2 separate regions of the Mus musculus genome follow, and region 1 is linked to region 2. A link is a loop called in an ENCODE intact Hi-C map of the cell type or tissue named here. Cell type or tissue: gastrocnemius. All regions are shown on one strand. Links, peaks and the distances in the headings refer to the core of each region. The heading gives the core; the rest is flanking DNA.

Region 1 (8,216 bases), core at 1,983-6,982, 53 kb before region 2:
GCCCCCTTGACATGGGTCCTCCCATACCAATCATTAATCTATAAAATGTCCCCACTGGCCTATCTGATGGAGACATTTCTTCAGTTGAGGGTTTCTCATACTGTGTGCCTCTACTTTGTAACACGATTAAAAAAACCAAACCCATACACTGAGGTGAGGAATGCAAACAATTCATCACCACAAACTTTCACAGGAAGACAGGAAGGGCTTCTGAGCAACTTCATGGAAAGCAGAATGGATGCTTCCTCTGATAGCCCATGTTCTTTATTTGTATCAGTGTATATTTGTGTACAAGGCTGTGGGGCTTGCAATCATGTTTTGCTGAAATATGTCAGGTAATTGGGCTATATTCACCTCCTCCATGAGTTGTTTTTTTTTTTTTAACTTTAATAGTGTAATTTATTTTTTTAATTGGATATTTTAATTATGTACATTTCAAATGTTATCCCCTTTCCAGTTTTCTCTCTACAAACTCCCTATCCTATCTCCCTCCCCCTGCTTCTATGAGGGTGTTCCCCCACCCACCCACTCCCACCTCACCACTCTAGTATTCCTCTACACTGGGGCATCAAGCTTCCACAGGACCTCCCCTCTCATTGGTGCCAGATAAGGCCCCTTCAGCTCCTTTAGTCCTCCCCCTACCTCCTCCATTGGGGTTCCTGTGCTCAGTCTGATGGTTGACTGTGAGCATCCGCATCTGTATTGGTCAGGATCTGGCAGAGCCTCTCAGGAGACAGTTATATCAGGCTCCTGTCAGCAAGCACTTCTTGGCATCAGCAATAGTGTCTGGGTTTGGTGTCTGCATGTGGGATGGATCCCCAGGTCGGGCAGCCTCTGGATGGCCTTTCCTTCAGTCTCTGCTCCACTCTTTTCCCCTGCATTTCCTTTAGACAGGAGCAATTCTGGCTTAAAATTTTGGAGATGGGTGGGTGGCCCCATCCCTCAACTGGTGAACCATGACTAACCTCTGGATTTGGTCCCCCGTGACTTTTATTCCATACCCAGACAGTTTTGCTCCCTTCCTAACAGTCCCCGTGTTATTGGTCTGTGTGTAGTCTTGGTTTCACCTTGGTTTGGCTTGTCTTGCTTAATATGATCACCTCCAGTTCTGTATATTTTCCAGAGCATGATAGAATGTTATTTTTCTTTGTAAATTAACAAAATTCCTTGGTGTTTCTATCCTACATTTTCATTATAAGTTCCCCTGCTGATGGCTGTCTGTGCTGGTTGTTGTGAGTAGTGCTATAATAGACTTAAATGGACAAGTATCTCTGGAAGATGCTGATGGAGGTTCCTGTAGTGGTACAGCTAACTCAGATTCAGTTCCGTCTTAGCTTTTTAAGGAGTGGATGTTGGGGCAGCCATCCTTTTGTTTTGTTTATTGTTTTGAGACAGGGTCTCATTATGTAGCCTTGGATGACCTGGAGGTTACCATGCAGACCAGCGCTCCCTCCGCCTCCCAGGATCAGGGACTGCAGGTATGCATCAGCATGCCCAGTGCCCATTCTTTCCGTTCTGAGGAACCTCTATACTCATATCAGAGGTGGCTACACTAGTTATGTTCCCTCCAACTGTGTAGTGTGCTGATATTCTTCTCCCATTCTTCTCCCACATCCTCACCTGCATTAAAACAACAACAGCCCTTCTGATAAACTAGGATGGAATCCGTGTGGTTCTGATATGCATTTCCCTGATACATAAGGATAATGGCAGATTTTCCATGCATCAGTTGCCCATATTATACTCTGTCTTTTGAGAAATTCATGTCATATGCCCTGTTTGTGGATTAGAATTATGTTTTTGGATTATGTATTCTGAATATTTTTCCTCCATCAGTTGTGTAGGTGGCAACAGTTTTCTTTCATTCTATGGGCTGTCTCAACTTCTACATGTGGAAGAACAAAACTGCTGATCTTCCTTTGCTTTGGGGTTCAGCCCAAGACTAGAGTTTACTCATTAACTTTACTCTTTCTTAGTCTTGGGGCTCACACTGAAATTCCTGAGTAAAATGAGCAACACCGGATCTGTCACAATATGCTGTTCCAAGTCTAGAAAAACACTAGAAAGATACAGGACACAGTCACCATGGCAGAGACAGCTAGACCAATGAATTAGAATAACAGACATAAACATAAGCCCATGAAGCTATGACCTCTTGGTTTCTGACAAAGATAAAAAGCATACACTGAAGATGGCCTTTTCAACATAGACTGCATCCACATTCAGAAAAAAACAAACAAACAAAAAAAACAAGTCACAACAGATTAAATGCCGTAACTCAAGACCAGAAATGCTAAAACTGCTGAAGGAAAACACAGGGAACCACTTCAGGTTACAGCACAGGCAGGAGCTTTCTGAAAGGTACTCTAATGGTCCAGGAAACAATTCCAATTGTAATAATTGGAATTGTATAGAACTAAAATTTCCCCTGTAGAGCAAAAGAAACAATGTGAAAGAGACAGGCAGAGAGCAAAGCTTTCCCCTAATACAGCTCTTTTCCTTATGGCCGACTGGCCCACAAAGCATTAGTTTAGTATTCATCCTGGGTGATTACGTGTAGCTATGTCAGGTTGAGATGAACGTATTAATAACAACACTGAACAGAGACACACATTGATATTCAAACCCATGTTATGTCCGATGGAGTCCTTCTGCCTGTGAATCAGTAGGCAAAGAAGGCTTTTAATGTAGCTGCAGGAATTATTCCTAAAGACCAAGAGGAAACTGGAGTGCTACTCTATGTTAGCTGCAAATGTTTTGTCTTAAATTCACTGGGCCATGACTTACACATAAAGAGTCCACCTATAAATATTTGGAAAGTATTTAAAAAATATTTTGAGTAGGGAAAGGCTTTGGGGTAAAGTTGGAAAAACCTTTAGGCACTAAAAACAGATGAATGGATTTTTGTATTCAATGAAACATTATCTAGGTATGTCTATGTCTATGTCTCTGGGTGAGATTAGTACTTGAAATATTAGAATGCTTTGTCCTCCCTGATGTGGGTGGCTATCACCTAACTGAAGGCCTGACTAGAGCAAAAATTTTTCTGGCCATCTTTGAGTTGAGCTATCTGTCTCTTTTGCCTTTAGACTTAAAATTGGCTTTCCAACTTTTCAGGCCTATGGACTCTAATTACCAATGTCCCTTTGGTTCTGTTTTTCTGGATAACTATGGTATATATACGTCCCAAACAAGTTTACAAAGCTAGCATAAACCTAACATGCTACCTATAAAAGCTATAGTCTCTTATAGAGTAAGAGTTAGTCACAAACATTTAGAATGAAATATTAACACATCAAATCCAACATTATATAAAAGCATGTGTATATGATATGAAACATACAATCTCATAAAAGCCTAAGAAATCATTTTTTATTTAGGATTAAAAGTTGGTTTAATATTTTAAAACTTACATAATTCACTATGTTAGGAGGAAAAAGAGGACACTATGAAATAGAAAAAGCATATGTTGGTCAACTTCATTTGTTACCAATGAAAAACTATTGGAAGCTACAAATGAAAGAGAGCAATATGTTATTATTGACATATACACATCTTGGAGCCGGCACCATCCTTAATTGTACAATATTAATGTTTTCCCCGAAGAGAGATAACTAGGCAAGTAGTATACCCACTGTCATTCTTGTCTCTCTAAGGTTCTGACCATAGCAATAAGACAAGAAACAAATGTTAATGATAAAAGGTCAAGAGAAAATCTTTGGGTTTTCCTTCCTCTGTCTTTCCCCCTGTGCTTGCCCCACCTCTTTCTGTAGAACACATGACTGTATAGAACTTGTAGGGAATTTATAACACAACTATTGTCAGGGTTTCAATACACAAATCTTATGTGTAAAGAATCATATGTGAGCCGGAAAGATGGTTCAGCAGGTAATGGCACTTTCCATTAAGCCTGACTACATGAAGTTTATCCTTCCTCCGACCTAAATGGTGAAGGGGTGAAGGGGAGAACCAACTTCTGCTAATTGTTCTCTGTCTACCACACTTGTATGCTTGGCATGCACATGAGTATACACACACACACACACACACACACACACACACACACATATATACATATATATATCAAACAAATATAACTTAAAATGTATTCCTATATAAGCAATATTGCTATTGATGGAAATTTAATTTTATTTATAATAACATCAAAACAGAAGTACTTAGGAATTAATTTAATAAAGTCATCCAAGACTTTGAGAAATCAAAAAAAAAAAAAGCTAAAGGTTATTTACATAGAAATACACCTCATGTTGGTAGATTAGAGGAATTAATATTGTTAAAATGTCAGTTCTGTCCACACTTGTAATAGATTAAATATAATTCTAGTCTTAATTCCACCAAGCTTTGTGTAGAATTAGCAAATACTTTCCAAAATTTATTTCAGGTTACTGAAGATCTAAAACATTAAAAAATCTTGAAAAGGAACAAATTGGAAAGTTTTCTGCTTAGCTTTAAGATTTTTTATAAGGTAATAGAGAGTATGATTGTGATATAGATTGACAGGTGACTGAAATGCCAAGGGCCAGCCTTGGCTTGGAGAGAGGAGTTCCTGAGAGAAGGAGTGTCTGGGAGCAGTGAGACAGATGACTCAAAGTCAAATTGTGGGTTACAAGTTGAGGGCCTATGTTCTGCTCGAGATGAATCTCTTTCTCTCTAGCGTTCTCTTACTATTCTAAAAACTCTAGATAGCTCATTTCTTGCAGATCAGAAGCCCAGGCTTTTATTTACATATCCATTCAGTCATCACCCCAGATTCCCTTTTGATTATCCCATTAATCAGCATCCCAAGGCCCCAGCTTCTTGAATCCTAGAAAGCAACAGCAAGCACAAGCACAGACAATTACTATACCTGGGTGGGACCCTACCCTGAACTTACCATTCCTACCACACCTGGGCCAGGACCAAAATTCCCTCCATCCCAGGGTGACCTTGAACTCAGGAATCTGCTTGCCTTTGTAAGCATAAACAGCAGCAGCAGCAGCAACAACAACAACAAAAAACACCTTAGTTGGGTGGGATCTTGCCCTGTGATCACTACTCCCTAAATCTCTTTATCTCCTTCCTTAGTATCTTTCTGACCAGCTGGCTCATAGTGCAGCTGCCTCTGTTCCTTTAGATCTCTGAAGCTCCTTCTACAATTCATATTGCATCCTTATATTTTGCATAGTTGAGAAATTATGTAGTTTAGAACTCATGTTTTCAACATTCTTTCCCACAGCCTTGAGAGCTGTCCTGAAGATGTCAGTTTGCTGAGACATTAGATGCACCCTCACTTCCCAGACTCTTGCTGTCTCTGATAATCATGGAGTCATAATCTAAATAATGTACAAACTATGTACATTATTATACAAACGAGCCTTATACCCACAGCAACCATCGACACTTGTGGAGGCCCACACACGGTTGGCTCTGTTCCATGTCCCTTACGCATAGCAAAGCAGGACTTGGCACTGAAGCAATACAAAGAGAACATGCCCCATCCACGTATTTTGAAGAAAGCTACTAGAACAACTTTTGTTTTTTTTTTAATGTATATGAGTACACTATAGCTGTCTTCAGACACAGCAAAAGAAGGCATTAGATCCCTTTACAGGTGGTTGTGAGCCACCATGTGGTTGCTGGGAATTGAACTCATGACCTCTGGAAGAACAGACAGTGCTCTTAACCTCTGCGCCATCTCTCCAGGCCTGCCAAAACAGTTCCTTTTTTAAACTACATATCAAATGTACTTTTTATTTTATGTGTCTGAGTGTTTTGTTTGAATGCGCATCACATTTGTACAGTGTCTGCAGAGGCCAGCAGGGAGCATGAAGGTCTTTAGAACTGAACCTGGGTCCCCGCAAGAGCAGTGAGTGCTTTAACTCCTGAGTCCTGTCTGCAGCCTCAGAGTGTAAGTGGGCTTGTGCCTGTGAGTACAGGGACTTTGAGAGAGGCATGGATTTCCCTGGAGCTGCAGTTACAGGCTTGTAAACTGCCTGACACCTCTGCAGGAAACAACTGCTGAGCCGTTTTCCCAACTCTCTTAGGGCAATGCTTTCAACTAATAATTTTGTAATTACTGAATATCCACAAAAAAACCTTAGTGCCTGTTTCACATCAAATACAGAAATGGAGACCAACCACACATAAACCTTATACATAAACCTATAAAAAAATTTAAATATAATGTAAAAAATTTAAATATATTTAAATTGTCTTTGTGGGTAGGAAAAAGCTTTTTGAGCAGGATATGGAAAATTAGTTGCTATTAAAACAGATTAATTCGCTTATATCATAACAAAATGTTTGTCACTGAAAGTGTAGGAGAAAGTTGTCAGTTTTAGATAAAAGAAAACAATCACACACATCTATTTGATAATTACTCCCATCTCCCAAGGTTTGCTAAAGTAAACCCCTGTCCCAGAGGCCACTGTGATCGCCACTGTTTTCAAGTACAATGTGTCATAACATTTTTCTTTACCTCATTTTATGTGCACTTGAGAAGAATGTATTCATTTGCTGTGTTTTATAGTACATGTACATGTGCAGTACATTAAATAATCTTGGGATTATAATATTGATGGGATTAGACACAATATACCTAGTTCTAATGTTTTTCTTTTGTCAGGAGAATAGATTTTGCCAAGGATGCTTAGAGTATCGTCAATACCACAGTTGTCTGCTCTGTTTTATCATCCTGGTTTATAGGTAGGCTAATCTGTTTTGGGTTGACCATGTGTCTTAAAGGAATGCCATTAATAGAAAACTGCTGTTTCCCAATCCCCACTGTTACAACTGACTCAAGCCAAGATTCATCAACACATGGTAAACCCTGTATAAAAAATGTTAGGTGTCATATTCTCTATGTGACACACCTCTTAGGACACTAGTTTACAAGTTTTGAAGTCACACCTTAGCCAGGTGACCAAGTAGCAGCACCCAAAGTAGAGCAGTCGAGTGCTGCGTTTTGTGAGATGCTGCAGTAAGAAATTCAAAAACTCAGTTGTGGAAGATTCTTGACAAAACATCCCATACTGATTTAATCAAGGGGATGACTGGACAGATCCAAAGATTGGGCCATTTTACAAGATGGCTGACCCCCAGGAACTTTAGTGTCACGGGAGGCTTGAAAAGTAGTGAGAACAGTCTAGATTGAGAGAGACCTCTAGAACACAGGAGCAAGTACAAAGGAGGAAGCTTTACTGGAGCCTGGCTTACAGCTCTCGGGCAGAAAGATAGATGTCCCGTTTGTGGCCGGGTATTCTACGGATACGGATACTGTGTTTCGACTCCTTGTGAGGTTTTGTGTTAGCCACCACCCACTGCAGGAGAAGCTTCTCTGCTAAGAACCCAAAGCCCCACTTACCCTGGGCGGAGAGATACATACTTAGAGGGTGGTTTGGTACTGTGTCCATTAGCCGAACAGTAGTGGTACTTTCATCCCTGGAGCCTATGAGCTCCCCAGCCGTTTTAAATCTTAGTGAGATCCAAAATTACCAGGCTTGTGTTTACTCCTTCAGAGTCTGCCTTTAATTAGAATGTGCTTGGTTACCCTGTAATTAATATTCATGAAATTTTAGCATCTGTAATCTACTTGCAAATGGCATACATATGCCAACATATCACAAGGAAGATGGAAACATAGCTCATAGCCATGGTTGAAGGTATGAACGTTTTTATTGTATCCTTCCTTCCCATATTTATGATCCTTCAGGACTATGGGACAGTTCTGCAATGTTGACACCAGGGGGTGCTAGTGCTTTTCAAACAGAGCTGAGCAGGCAAGCAGCTGACTGCAGATCCCTTAGGAACCACCTGGGGGACACAGATTTCAAGCCTTTCATTTTGCGGCTCTCCCCTCTTGTTTGCATTAATATCTTCTATGAAACACGAAGAACTGCGGGGATGCAGGGTTCTTTTATTATATATTTTTATTTATTTATCAAAATGTCTGTGGGTCTCTTCTGACCCTTCCTTTTCTTAGGCTTCTATTAGCATCTCACATCTCACAAGGCCTAATAAAGTAACACCCTCTCCCAGATGCCACTGTGACTCATACTGGTGTATAGTGACTTTCCTTCTCCGTTCACTCCCTATTTCCCTAGGAGTAGTTTCTACTCTTCAGCAGTGTTAGGGTTATAATTACCATTCCATGAATTTCCCACCATTCCTTTCCATTAACCCTGCTTCTCCTGAGACCCCAGGCGGTCAGTGTAGAG
Region 2 (8,216 bases), core at 1,446-6,445:
AATAAGAAGAACCATAGCGAGAGGCTCAGGGCGATGGCTCAGCAGCTAAAGGCAAGTGCCACCAAACTTGGTGACAACTTGTATTCAATTCCTGGGACAAACATGGAGGAAAGTGAGAACTGACTCCTGGAAGTAGTCTTGTGTGCACATGTGCACTGTGACAAGAACACATGGTCACTGGACACACACAGCCCCCTCATACTACAATCGCACATACATACACACCACACATATTCCATACTGCACATACCACACACAGACACATATTCACACACAGACACATACCAGTCAATCACTCACACATAGACACATACCAAACAGACAAACACGATACACCTACTACACACAGACACATACCACGTAACATACCAAACACAGACACATACATGACACACACAGACACAGACACACAGACACACATCACAGACATATACCACAACACAACATACACATACTACACACACACACACACGCACACATGATACACAGAGACGCACACCACACACATATACCACAATATAACACACACACATATCAGACACAGACACACACTCTCACACAGATACATACCACACATTCACACACATCATACAGACCACATACACATCACACTTGTACATGGACACACTAATACACTTGCATGCACACACACACACACACACACACACACACACACACTACACACACACACACACAGAAAGAATAAAAAATGTTAAACAAATTAAGGAAGTAGCTGAGCCTTTACATGAGAGAAAATGTGGAATTTATTTTGTGGCTTAGAAGTCATGTGTCATCTGTTGGCATGGACAAGCAGTGGAGAAAGTCAGAAGACTGAGAAAGGGGTCCTACATGGCCTCCAGTACCCCTATGCCCCAGTTCCTTTAGCTATGGAAGAGCAGTGACAGCAGGTGGCAGGAGGATTACAGGACGGGGATGCTGTGACTGTTGACTGGAGGCATCTTGTGCTGTTCTTTAAGTAGAGGGCACACAACGGAGGTCTGTTAGTCATATGACTGTCATGTCATGACCTGGGCTTATCAACAACCATCTATCAACTTTCCATACATAATATCCAGAACCACGTGCAAAGCCCGAGAGATGATCTGCACTCTATGGCTGAGGAAGCCATGCTCAGGGAAGGTTATCCAGTCGGGGGCAGATACCCCAGCAGGGAACAGTTAAACTCCCACTGCTAAATGAAAGAATGGACTTTGCAGTGATGACTGATTGACTAGGAAAGCATATGATTTGCCTCCACGTGCTTCCAAAAGCCAGGCCAAAGGTGAGTCCACATCCAACTTAGAAAAAGGCCAGCTATGCCTCACACTGCAGGGTTTTCAGTTGCAAGGGAACTTAAGCCATAGTGTGTGTATCTGGCACCTCCATTTTCCAACAGAAGAAATGGAGAACTTAGAGAGCACCCCTTGTTTGAACTTTCTGTGCATCAAGGAGTTGTCTATGCTGACACTCTAACTCTCCTGAGCACCACCCCCTGCCTAAGCCCTTAAACTTGAGCTGAATATGCTGTTCTTTATGGCAATCCCCACACTCTCTGTGCTCTCTCCTTAGACGGTTCCCTAGCTCTTCGAAGAAAGCTTTTCTTTAGTCTCTAAAGTACAGGGAAGTTGCAGAGCCTGAGCATCCTTCCTGGGCTGGTGCTGTTAAGCACCGTCCCTTCCTCTTGACATCGTCTAGACGTCAGGCCTACGAGGGCTGCCTTTCCATAGCTGCCGACTCTGTACAGCATCCCTGTACTTACTAATTTCAGGTTCTTCGTTAGTGAATCATCATTACAGTTCTCCCTGCTATAGCTTTATCCTGAGCTATAGTACTCACAGAATCTCTATTTCTCGGTCATTCTTTAAATATGCATTGTACAAATACATAACTGACATTTAAACATTTGCCCTCTAAGCCTTCCTCATGTTGTCTTTTACTGACTCTGAGCTCCGAAGAGATCACTTCATTCACAGATCACTAAAAGAAAGCCCAGATTGCCCGTGTCATACACCAGGAGTCCTTATGTTAGCACAGTGTAGAAAACACAAAGGCCAATTGATCTAGTCCGAGTCTCAGCAGCACACACAGCATTAGAACCCACCCCCGAGCCTGGCTGATTCCACAATACGTGGTGTCCCTCACAAAAGAGCACTCCGCACAGCCTCACCAGGTCAGTGTACGAGAATCTTAACAGGGGTGAAGATTTATCAACGTCTACACCATTGCCGTATGCAGGGGTTGGGGAGAACTTGTAAGCGCAGAAGAATGACACATTCTTTTGAAGGTTTTATTTGAAAAAGCCTTCTATCTACAGAGACATTGAAATACCAGGAAAATGAAAACCCCACAGCCTTCACTTTGCTCCCCAGTAATTACCTAACACTCACCACATTGGTTTCTTAACGCGTATTGGTTTGGCTGAACCATTTAAAATTAAGCTGCAGGTTAATTGTGTCACCTCATTCCTAACGACTTCAACTGGTACTCTCCTTAAGAACAAAGGCAAAAATCCCTGTCTGATTGCAATGCTGTCACAGCCATGAATACAACACAGGCTATGCTAGTATTAGCTAAGAGTCAGCCCAAGGTCATAGTCCCCCAGATGGTGCTTCATCCGATCATTTCTTCTTCTTCCCATGGTCCAAGGTCGCCTGCAACAATCAGTTCTCAGTCTCTGAATCTAGAACTACCTTTCATTCCTGGACATTTTTTGAACATTCCAGATCCACTTTCATGATTTGAGTCCTGTTAACTTTCCCCAGATCGTGGGGGTGGTAGGTACATTCTTACAATAGCTATTCAAAACAGCAAATATCCTGAAAAGTCCGATTACTGAATAAGAACATGGAATTTGCTTAGTAGCCAAAAGGATTAGTAATTGACCAAGCAAAGAGGTAGCCTGGACCTGTGGTAACTGCATCCAGTGCCAGCGTATAAGTTCACTGCCTTAAATAGATTCCCAACCTCCTCAAAACCAAAGCCAAAGGACCCCAAGGTCGCTGTACCTTGTCTTCTGACATTGTGTGTGTGTGGAATTGTCCTCTTAATCCAGGTCCTGTACTGAATGTGGATGAATAGCTGACCAGCCAGAGTGCTCACTCTACCTGGTTATACATTGTAGGAGGAGGAGGAGCAAAGAGAGGTAGTTCTGACCTTTTTAACAGAAGCTGAGTATTGATGGTAATCCAATCAATACACCCTTTACCCCAATGACTTGTGGCTTGAGCACAGTAGCAGGTCTCATAAGTATAAGTTACAAACCAGAGACAGACCCATTTTCAGCCTGATAAGTGTGGCAGAAATGGGACAGGGACAGCTGAGAGGGGCAGCCTGTGGGGTCTTTTGTGGAAGCCGAGGCATGCAGTGGTGTCGGGAAGACAAAGTTGGGAGGGCACAGAGCAGTTTGTTCTGCAGAAAATTAGTTCTGTGGGCTCTGTGGCCACAGAGTGTGGCAGCATCGGTTATCTGTGTGAGGTGTGGAGGGATCTGCACTGGGGTTGGAATCACAGCATTTTAGTGAGGATGAACTTAAGCGAGTCAAACCCTGTGACTTTTCTGTGTCTTAGGTTTCTACTGTTTGATTTTTGGCCTGATAAAATAGGGAAGATAGCACACTCATTTTGTTTTGTTGAGGGGATTAAGGGAAATAACGTGATAAATGTTTGGCACAGAAAAAGTTCTCAGTAGATAGTGGCAATGTGCTTTCTACTGTTATTATTAAGTCAGTGTATCTCAAGATGAGAGTGCGGAGCCAGATGCGGTGGCGCACATCTATAATGCTCTAACTGGGGAGGCTGTGCATTGGAGACTCACTGGATCACATGAGAGTTGTAGGATAGCCTTGGCTACACATAGAGAGCCTGGTTGGGAGCCGTAGTGTGCTTGCTATAGCCTTGGCTTTCCAGTGAATTCTGCTTACGTGTCTTGACCCTGTTTCTTCCTAGGAATCCCCTGTGGCATCTGATACAAAAATACTGGGGGAGATACCAAAGTTTGGGTAGCTTCCCTGGGACTGCCAGCTGTGGTCACTGCCATCCACACAGTCCATCTGGATGGAGCCAGTTTACAGCAGAGGAAATGTAAGAACCGGTGGCCAAATGACAGGAACATGAAGGTCGGAAGGAAACTGGGTTTAATTAGTCTGACGTTTTCCCATCTCTTCTCATTCATTCATTCATCCATTCATTCATTCTCTGTCTCTCTCTCTCTGTCTGTCTCTCTGTATATGTGTTATATGTGTACTCCTCTGTGTGAAGGCCAGGAATCAGTATTGAGAGTCTTCCTCTATTACCCTATTATCCTGTCTCTATTTGCGACAGGACCTCAGAGACTCTGAAAGCCATACGTGTGGGCAAGCTGACAGGCCAACGGATCCACTCCAGTGCAGGGATTATAGGCACTGTCAGGCCATGCCTAGATTTTTGTTGTTTTTAATGTGTGTCCACATTTCTGTAAGGTGACAACACGGGAGGCAAACAACTAAGTTCAAAGCCCAAACTTCAGCAGAGCTCAGCATGGTTGTATGCTCTAACTTATCACCAATGAGACCCAGTCACCTCCTGCCAGGACTTTACACTGAAGTGGGGACACAGCGTGCAATGTCTTAGAAGGCAGGCATGGAAAGGGCTAATAGCAGTGACATTAATCTTTATAGCGTTCCCTTCCGTGCCAAGAACTGCTCAGCACTTCTCAGAGCTGGACTCGCTTACTCGGCACAGTGCTGGTGTGGTGGCATAAGAGAGGGAGGGAGATCGAGAGAGAGAGAGAGAGAGAGAGAGAGAGAGAGAGAGAGAGAGAGAGAGAGAGAGAGAGAGAGACACGCTGCGCTCCGCTTTGGTATTAGGCTTTCCAGCGCCCCAAGATGTGTCAGGGGCTCACGTGTCCAGTCCTACACAGCACAGATGATCCAGAGGGGAGATGCCCTGACAACTGTTTTCCACTGACTTGGCTCTGCCCAAAACACACTTGTGCCGATCAGGAGTGACAGCTGCCCTGGGTTGTTTTTCTACCTTTGTCTTTTGAAGTCTGCCTTGAAGTCACTGCGTTTGTCTTCATCGCGGGGCTGTACCTGGGAGTCCAAGACTGCCGTGTTTCTCTCCAGCGGGCGTCCAGAGGTCAGGGACGTTGCTCCTCCCCCATTGCAGGCACAATTCATTTAGACAGTGCAGCCTCTGGGGGTGGGCTAAACCTACCTGCAGGGTGAGTGTGGAGAGAGCGCATTGCACAGGTTGATTTGGGCAGGTGAACTCAGGCCACAGATCGACCTCATGCGCAACTGCAACTGTACCTTCAGGGCGCACAGAGGAGCTGCGAGTTTCTGTGGGATAAAGTCTAGTAATGAAACCTGGATTTTTGCACTTTGCCCTGGGATGACGTCTACCTGCTGAGATCTCAGAAGCATTCAGAGATTCCTTCTGCACCACAAAACCAACTCTGCTCATGATCCATCTGTCTCGTTGCCCTTATGCCTATGTTATATGCAGGTACAACCAGTACTAGGTACTAGAGACTGAGTACAGGTCCTTCTGCTTGCAGAGCAAATGTTCTAGGTGGCCTCTCTAAACCTGGCTTTATACTTTTAAACCTTTCAGGTCACATCCTGATTACATCATTAATTAAGAGAGGAAGCGCCTGAAACTAAATGGTAACCTCACCTCCCTTTCTCCCCTTTATTATCTGTTCTTTTAGTGAAGTGACAGGAATTGTTTTGTTGGTTTTGTTTTCTCTATAAAGGAGAGGAAAGGAGACAGCTCAGAGAACCCTGCTGTGTTCCTCTCTCACTGAGTCAGGTGTAGGTAAGGGCAAAAAGGCAAGAGTGTAAACCAAGAGGACAAGTTCTTCACAGGAAGAGCTCTGTCCTGAAGGTCGGGTCCCCTAGCCTGGCTTCCCTGGTCCTCTTGTCCAATTGCATGTTTTAGATGTGGAAATTGAGATTGATTTTAAACGTTAACTCACACTATGACTGCTTGCAAGTTTAGTGTCCCCCACCCAAGCAGGGAACTCTCACTGTGCACCTTGGCCTAAGGGGCCCACTGGGGTAGGTCTGACTCTGAGGCCTCTTTCTTACTCAGGGTTCAGCCATCTACCTCAAATTCACCTGTCATAGTACTGGGGAGACAGACAGCAGCCATCTATATGCAGGATCTCGTAGACCACCGGGGCGGGCTAGAATTCATGTGAAAGGCCATGGGAAATCACCAAAGAGGCAGCAGAGTACTGAGATCTACTGTTTTTTTTTTCTTTCCATTATTTATTAGGTATTTAGCTCATTTACATTTCCAATGCTATACCAAAAGTCCCCCATACCCACCCACCCCTACTCCCCTACCTGCCCACTCCCCCTTTTTGGCCCTGGCGCTCCCCTGTTCTGGGGCATATAAAGTTTGTGTGTCCAATGGGCCTCTCTTTCCAGTGATGGCCGACTAGGCCATCTTTTGATACATATGCAGCTAGAGTCAAGAGCTCCGGGGTACTGGTTAGTTCATAATGTTGATCCACCTATAGGGTTGCAGATCCCTTTAGCTCCTTGGGTACTTTCTCTAGCTCCTCCATTGGGAGCCCTGTGATCCATCCATTAGCTGACTGTGGGCATCCACTTCTGTGTTTGCTAGGCCCCGGCATAGTCTCACAAGAGACAGCTACATCTGGGTCCTTTCGATAAAATCTTGCTAGTGTATCTACTGTTTGTTTTAAGATTGCCCCTAGTGGTCGGCATGCAGCCCAGCTGATAGAGTGCTTGCCTGGCATGCACAGTTGATCTGATCCCCAGCACCTTAGAAAACCCAGGGCAGCAGCACTTAAGTGTATCCCGGACCAGAAGCAGGGTGATGGGAGGTGACAGGCCATTTTCCTGCTTGCTAACCTGGGGTAACAGACATTCTGTCTCTAGTTAGATGTGCTTGCTCCCAGACCCCACAAAAATGAATCAGACACACTCTTCTCCACTTTTTTACAAGATTACATTTTTTGAGATATTTGTCGGTCTATGTGGAGAGTTTTTTGTTTGTTTGTTTGTTTGTTTTTGTGGGGAATTGCAGGCTGGTCTCCAGTTGAGCTGAGGTCTGAACCCTGATGGTCATAATTCACCTACATGACACAGTAGGCATTCCCTCATGCTCCTGGAACTCTGCCCCTGCCTAAGATACCACCTCCCACAGGCCCCACAAGAGAAGCATGGTCAGTAGTCATGTAAGCAATGGCCCAAGCTTCTGACCTTAAGGCTAAATTCCTCCCCAGTTACCTAGCAATAGTGAAGACCATAAAAGGGCTGTTCAGTCCCATCTCGCTCTCTTACCTCTTTCCCCTCACTCTCACCCCTTCTCTCCCCTCTTTTTGTCTTCTCTCCTCTCTCTTCTCTCTGTCCTCTCCTCTCCTCTCCTCTCCTCTCCTCTCCTCTCCTCTCCTCTCCTCTCCTCTCCTCTCCTCTCCTCTCCTCTCCTCTCCTCTCCTCTCTTCTCCTCTCCTCTCCTTTCCTCTCTCCTCTTTCTTACTCTCTTTCTCTCCAGCTTCCCCCCTTCCCTTCTCTCCTTCTCCCTGCATTTCTATAATAAAATTCTTAAACCATAGAGAGTCTCTGCTCCATCAAGGCTGTGCGCATTCTCGTAGGTGCTGGGAACATCTTCCCTCATTCCTCTCTCCTCTAACCCCAGGGCTTTAGCAAGGTAGCTCCAGAGTCCCCAGGCAGGGCTGCGCCTTGGCCACCAACTGAAGAGTGGGATGGAGGAATGCCCACCCAGGGATGAGTGGATAGGTAGATAGCAGCCTTCTCATGCCTGACTGACCAGAGTATAGGTGGAACTCTGGTGGGGTGTGGGCCTTTTCCCCTCCCCCTCTTCCCCAGGGCCCCCCTTTTTTAGTTTCCAACATTTTTTGGCTATTTTGTTTATTTATATTTCAAAAGTTACCCCTTTCCTGGTTTCCCCTCTGCAGCTCCCCCACCCCCTAACCCTCCCCCTGCTTCTATGAGGATGCTCCCCAACCCACCCACCCACTCTCACTTCTCCGCCCCGGCATACCCCTACACTGAGGCATCAAACCTTCCCAGACCAAGGGCCTCTCTTCCCACTGATGCCCAACAAGACCATCCTCTGCTACATATGCAGCTGAAGCCATGAGTCTCAACATGTTTACTCTTTGGTTGGTGGTTTAGTCCCAGGGAGACAATCTGGGGAGCCTATGTGCACTTCACCTTTGTTCCCCTAATGATGACATCTTAT

What was found. Hi-C counts contacts between places; a loop is a spot of excess contacts. Peaks named below come from ENCODE experiments on the same cell type or tissue, not always from the same donor. Only the 100,000 strongest peaks of a DNase experiment are listed, where the experiment ranks them.
Region 1: a loop joins it to region 2, with 6 times the contacts of the local background. A loop is called at or near these places in 5 of 42 quality-filtered maps.

What each region holds. Positions count from the first base shown.
Region 1 is chr3:28,745,862-28,754,077 of GRCm38, reverse strand. The region is part of intron 1 of 1700112D23Rik (RIKEN cDNA 1700112D23 gene); the gene reads left to right. Among named protein-coding and RNA genes, the nearest start is that of 1700112D23Rik, 31 kb to the left of the region's middle. In gastrocnemius, for the core only: no CTCF peak of the experiment used is centred there; no DNase peak of the experiment used is centred there.
Region 2 is chr3:28,692,821-28,701,036 of GRCm38, reverse strand. It overlaps Slc2a2 (solute carrier family 2 (facilitated glucose transporter), member 2), which reads right to left and starts at 3,134. Exons shown (of 11, transcript NM_031197.2): 1 at 3,006-3,134. The coding sequence starts at 3,020. In gastrocnemius, for the core only: no CTCF peak of the experiment used is centred there; no DNase peak of the experiment used is centred there; H3K4me3 peaks cover 261 bases.